2 separate regions of the Homo sapiens genome follow, and region 1 is linked to region 2. A link is a contact called in ENCODE Hi-C or POLR2A ChIA-PET data. All regions are on one chromosome and are shown on one strand. Each heading gives the region's core, a stretch centred on a gene start or an enhancer-like site at or near the end of the contact. The rest is flanking DNA. Distances are from core to core; before and after follow the strand shown. Region 1 overlaps MSRB3-AS1 (MSRB3 antisense RNA 1). Region 2 holds the start of GNS (glucosamine (N-acetyl)-6-sulfatase).

Region 1 (2,700 bases), core at 57-2,556, 780 kb before region 2:
ACTAATGGCTACCTGTATCCAACAGCATAGCTATAGAACATTTCCATTATTGCAAAAAGTTCTATTAGATAGGGCTAGTAAGACTCCTAACTGAGACCCCTGGAGCTCTTCACCCATCTCTGACTCTACTAGTTATTAATTGTATGACTGGGTGAATCACTCAACTTCACATGTGCGAGCTGTTCCCTCTGCCTGAAGCACTCTTCCTGCCTGTGGTATCCTAGTTAATTACTTCTCATCTTTTAAGTCTCAGCCCAATCATTATATCCCCAACTAGGTCAAGGCCTTTCATAGTACCTTGTCCAATTCCTTGTCAAGGTTGACATTTTATGTATTTTTATGTGACTACTTGATTAATATCTGTCTCTCAGATCAAATTGTTAAGTTTGGAAGGACAGGAGCATGTCTGGTTTTGTCCAGCATTGTATCTCCAATGCCTAGCAGAGTAAGTGGCATGTAGTGAGGGCACAATATTTATTGTACAAATCAATGAATAAGCCATCAGTGTCTTTGCCACAGCCACTGCAAGTGATTGGTGCTCTGCTGGACTGATACTCAGCTGAGACACTCAGGTAAGGTCACATATTTTTCACAGGATCGTCCTTTCAATTGCTCTCAATGTTCATTACCTTTCCTTTTTGCTTATGTTAAATATTCCTAACAGCACTCCTGCTGGTTCACCAGCACGGTTAAGACTTTCAAAGTGAATAAATTGACCGTGCCAGTTGAACATTCACAAAGTTGGAGATGAGCACAGCATTCCATTTAGGCTTTGAAACAGACACTATTAACCTTTGTATCTAGAAGCCACTCATCCAAACTCTTCATCAAGTCAGAAACCTGACACTGATATCCTGAATGGTTTTCTGGAAACTCCCTACTTCCAGGGTTTAACATCCAGCCCCACTCTCAGGATTATATATGGGAAGTTAGAAAACATATACGTCAATGCTCAAAAATTCTATTAATAGCCACATTTCTTCCAAGTGCCCCAGAGGTTTGCAACTGTCTGAGCAATCCTGAACATCATCCTAAGTCTCTTGTTTTAGTGGAAACTACAGGAAATGGGGGTAGTTCCAGCTGAATGTCCCCTCAAGTGTTCAGGTCTGCACATACCACAACCGCTGAGTACAGGCAGACCAAAACAGCAACAGAAAGGTCCGCCCACTTGAGCTCCTGTGAGCCTTCACGTCTGAGTTCATGTGGCTCTCACTCAGAAGCGGAAGTGGAAAACCAAATAAAGTCAACTCCATGGAGGTCCTGGGGACTTAACACTGAGCAGCCACACGAATACCAGAGTGATGCATCATGATTCATGTTATTACAATAAATGCCTAAGAAAGAAATAAGGATTTGGCACTTAGTATAAAGCATTGGCAAGACAGCTCAAAGTTTTCTGCCTGTTGTAAAGCATAGCCTGGGACATTTTCTTTCATTGAGCAATATGCATTAGCAATGTTATCTAGGGTAGTAAAGGAGTTACTCATAAAGCTTTATTAAGTGATGTCAAGACTCCTTCCTCCCTGCGTTCTTTTCTTCTCTGGGACAGGCTATAGAAAAGACATTAAGTTTTTATTTTCATTTTTTTCCCAGTGTGTCTATGCCAGCCTGATATTAGAGGATGAAACACATACCTAAAGGATTAACAATCTAGAAATCACCTTTCCCAAAGTGATTCACATTGGGAAAGAAGTGCTGAAAAGCAAAACAGGTACCCTCTTGACTTAATACTGTTCATATTAACAGAATAGGCTCTGTAAAATACAGAAACAAGTCACGTCAGAGAGCATTCTTTACAGCAACATTTAGGGAATAATGGGGAAAAAACGAACTCCAGCTAGTTCTCTAGGTCTTCATGAGCAATGGAAAGGGTGTGATGCCTCACCAGGAAAGGGTTTTTTTTTACTTAGAAAAACAAAATAATTAAACTTTCATCTCCACGGTGGCTCAGCCAGCTGGTGGTGGCCCAGCAAACACATCCATGCTGGTGCATTTATGATGGACATATCATTGCTGCCAAATCAACTGTGTGATGACTTGTGTCACTCTTCAAGGCAGCTGACATACATAGGGAAGGTGTAGGCTATTTATCTTATACACAGAGTGAACACCTCCCTTGTGGATGGCCTGATGGGGTGTATTCTTGGTTTAGAATCAAAGACTTGAAAGGGACCTTGGGAAAAATTCATCTTCTTTTCTCCCTTCTAATGTGAGAGTTGCCTAGACAGCATCTCCCACAGTTTTGCCGATCTACATTCTCAATCAACATGAGTCAGAGGAGAGATCAAGGAGAAGAGGAACATATTTGGAGGGCAATGGCTGTCCACTGCAAAGAAAGGCCTTCCACCTTCTCTCCCCAGGGTTCCCCACTTCCTCATGGTCTTGCCTGCTTCTAGGTTTTTGCATGTGCGGTTCTTTCTACTTAAGACCCACTCCACCTCCAATTCATCAACATCCTTGCCTGGCTAATTCCTACTTTCCTTGTAGGCCATCCCTTCTGCCAAGAAGCCCTCTCTGACTTGGCAAGATTAGTTCAGGTGCTGCCACTCCTCTGACTCTTCCCACTAGGGTGACCAACTGTCTGTTTGCTTGGGACAGAAAGACTTCCTGGAATGTGGGCTTTTAGTGTTAAAATCAAGATAGTCCTGGACAAATCAGAACAGTCACCCCACCTCCCGTGTTCCCTGTGCTTACCTTCCT
Region 2 (2,700 bases), core at 97-2,596:
CGAGTTTTTTTTTTTAATACTTTAAGTTCTGGAATAGTTTTCACGAGTTTTAAGAGACTCTTCTTGGCAAACAGTTCAACTCAGAGAAAATACTTTTACCAGCAAGGAGGTATACCTTGTTATATCGGTCTGGGGATGTGACTTGACAGTTCACCTTGCCAGGAATATCTCTGTGATTTTTTGTTTGTTTGTTTGTTTTGAGACAAGAGTCTCGCTCTGTCCCTGAGGCCAGAGTGCAGTGGCTCACTGCAAGCTCCGCCTCCCGGGTTCAAGCGATTCTCATGCCTCAGCCTCCCGAGTAGCTGGGATTACAGGCGCCTGCCACCACGCCCAGCTAATTTTTGTATTTTAGTAGAGACGGGGTTTCCCCACGTTGGCCAGGCTGGTCTAAAACTCCTGACCTCAGGTGATCCACCCGCCTCCCAAAGTGCTGGGATTACAAGCGTGAGCCACCGCGCCCACGGTGGGCGGTGAGAGGAGAGGGGCAAAGTCTAATTATTCCAGAGCGACCACAGAAATATCTGGAGCTAGTTTCAAGGGCTATTCCCCGCTAAAGATTACTTAATAATGCAGTTGGATGACCACGTTTCAAGATTTTTGTTCGATCTGCACATCCTCCAACATGTTCCAAGAGGGTGTTTAAAAAGTCACCAAGGACCATTAGGATAACCATTAGGATAAAGCTGTCAGGACATCCCTAAATTGTTTGAAACTACGATGTCTGCTGAGGAAAGAAGAACATAATTAGGCTTTGGAGTTAAGAGAGCTAACCAGTTCCGAATTTAATGTCTGAGCCAAATGAGAATGTTAAGATTTATCTCACAAGTTGTAGAGAAAATTAAAAACGATTAAACATCCGGGCCTTGAATAAGTGCCCGTCGACTTGGGGATTAAATATGGTAGAGTCCACTTTCCTCACCAGCTGATGATAATTTCTGTTATGTACAGTCCTCCTTTCTCTTCCTTTATCGGTTGGTTAGTATTTGCCAACTCTTTCCTGCTTTTCATCTTCTCTTCCCCCCATTTAAATCTTTCCACCAAGCGCTCAGAAACACGTACGTCCTACCAGAACGCAACCCGAGCCTGCGCGAGAGGTACGTACAGGTCTTGACCTTTTCCCGGTTCTCCGCCCTTTTCCCGGTTCTCCGCCCTTTTCTCCGGTTCTCCGCCCTTTTCTCCGGTTCTCCGCCCTTTTCTCCGGTTCTCCGCCCCTTTTCCGCCACTGCCTGATGCCTCCCTCCAGGCTGCGCCAGTCCGCAGCCCCGCCCACGCCGGCCGTCACGTGACCGCGCAGCGTGCTCCGCCCCCTGTCCCTGGCTCACGTGATCGCGCCTAGGGAGAAAACGTCTGACTCCAGCCACCGGCCTTCAAGGCACGGCTTTTTATTCCTTCGGCTGGTCGGCCTCTCGCCCTTCAGCTACCTGTGCGTCCCTCCGTCCCGTCCCGTCCCGGGGTCACCCCGGAGCCTGTCCGCTATGCGGCTCCTGCCTCTAGCCCCAGGTCGGCTCCGGCGGGGCAGCCCCCGCCACCTGCCCTCCTGCAGCCCAGCGCTGCTACTGCTGGTGCTGGGCGGCTGCCTGGGGGTCTTCGGGGTGGCTGCGGGAACCCGGAGGCCCAACGTGGTGCTGCTCCTCACGGACGACCAGGACGAAGTGCTCGGCGGCATGGTAACTCTTCTGTTTCTGCCCCGCCCCTCTATCTCTTGGGCTGACTACCCGGTTTGTTGCTCTCTTTCCCGGTCCCCACCACCCTCCTCCCCGAACTGGCTGTCTTATCCTTGGGTAGGTTTGGTTTTCCCACCTGAGGCCCTTTATGCCGGTGTAAGGGACTGCAATACTCTTTTCCTTTCTGGATTGAGGCACATGCGTACAGCACACAGAGCTTCTAGTCTGGACCGTACTGCTGTGGAGTTTACGTTAATATCTCAAGATAAACATGTGGAGACCAGTGGAGGATGGGTTGAACCAATGAGGATCAGGTGCTGTCTAAGAGCACTCAAGGCCTGATTGTTTTTCTTTTGGATTAGAGGATCACAGACAAGTCCAGTCCCCTTTATGAGGGACCTAGACCACCTCCACGTTTGTGCCTGTATACAATGTCTGTATCTGATGTCAATAAAAATAAGCCTGGGCCGGGCGCGGTGTGTCACTCATGTAATCCCAGCACTTTGGGAGGCCGAGGCGGGCGGATCAGAAGGTCAAGAGATCGAGACCATCCTGGCCAACATGGTGAAACCCCGTCTCTACTAGAAATACAATAATTCTAGCTGGGCGTGGTGGCGCGCAGCTGTAGTCCCAGCTACTTGGGAGGCTGAGGAAGGAGAATCGCTTGAACCCGGGAGGCAGCAGTTGCAGTGAGCCGAGATCGCGCCACTGCATTCCAGCCTGGCGACAGAGCGAGACTCCGTCTCCAAAAAAAAAAAAAAAAAAAAAAAAAAAAAAAGGCCTGAAGTGAACTAATCTGGTAGGCCGACCGTCGAACTATTGAGGGTGTGTGTTGCCTCACAAGAATCAAGAAAATTCAATTAGTGTGATTGAACACCTGACTGTTGCATTAGAGACTGTCAGTGTTTCATTTTCTATCTAATGGGTGTTGTCACAAGACTTCATTTTTTTTCCAGAGTAAATTTTGCTTGTGTATTGCAGAATTATGGAATGTGTGACCTTTGGAAACATCCACTCCAACCCCTTCCCCATGGAG

What was found. Hi-C counts contacts between places; a loop is a spot of excess contacts on that map. ChIA-PET counts read pairs that join two places held with the same protein, here RNA polymerase II (POLR2A).
Region 1: a loop to region 2 is called in a map of ascending aorta, with 3 times the contacts of the local background. The contact joins the enhancer-like site here to the promoter of GNS in region 2. A Hi-C loop is called at or near these places in 1 of 168 maps with a recorded cell type or tissue (ascending aorta). POLR2A ChIA-PET finds 5 or more read pairs at or near these places in 1 of 52 experiments (AG04450).

The regions. Positions count from the first base shown.
Region 1 is chr12:65,535,702-65,538,401 of GRCh38, reverse strand. The region is part of intron 2 of MSRB3-AS1 (MSRB3 antisense RNA 1); the gene reads left to right. Among named protein-coding and RNA genes, the nearest start is that of LINC02454, 66 kb to the left of the region's middle. RefSeq lists an enhancer at 922-2,121. Within about 2 kb of position 1,306, at least 9 of the 41 ENCODE cell types and tissues checked have a DNase peak (open chromatin) inside an H3K27ac peak, as active enhancers do; they include ascending aorta, where a contact is called at or near this core.
Region 2 is chr12:64,758,052-64,760,751 of GRCh38, reverse strand. It overlaps GNS (glucosamine (N-acetyl)-6-sulfatase), which reads left to right and starts at 1,346. Exons shown (of 14, transcript NM_002076.4): 1 at 1,346-1,667. The coding sequence starts at 1,476. It also overlaps a transcript of TBC1D30 not described here. RefSeq lists an enhancer at 1,920-2,700.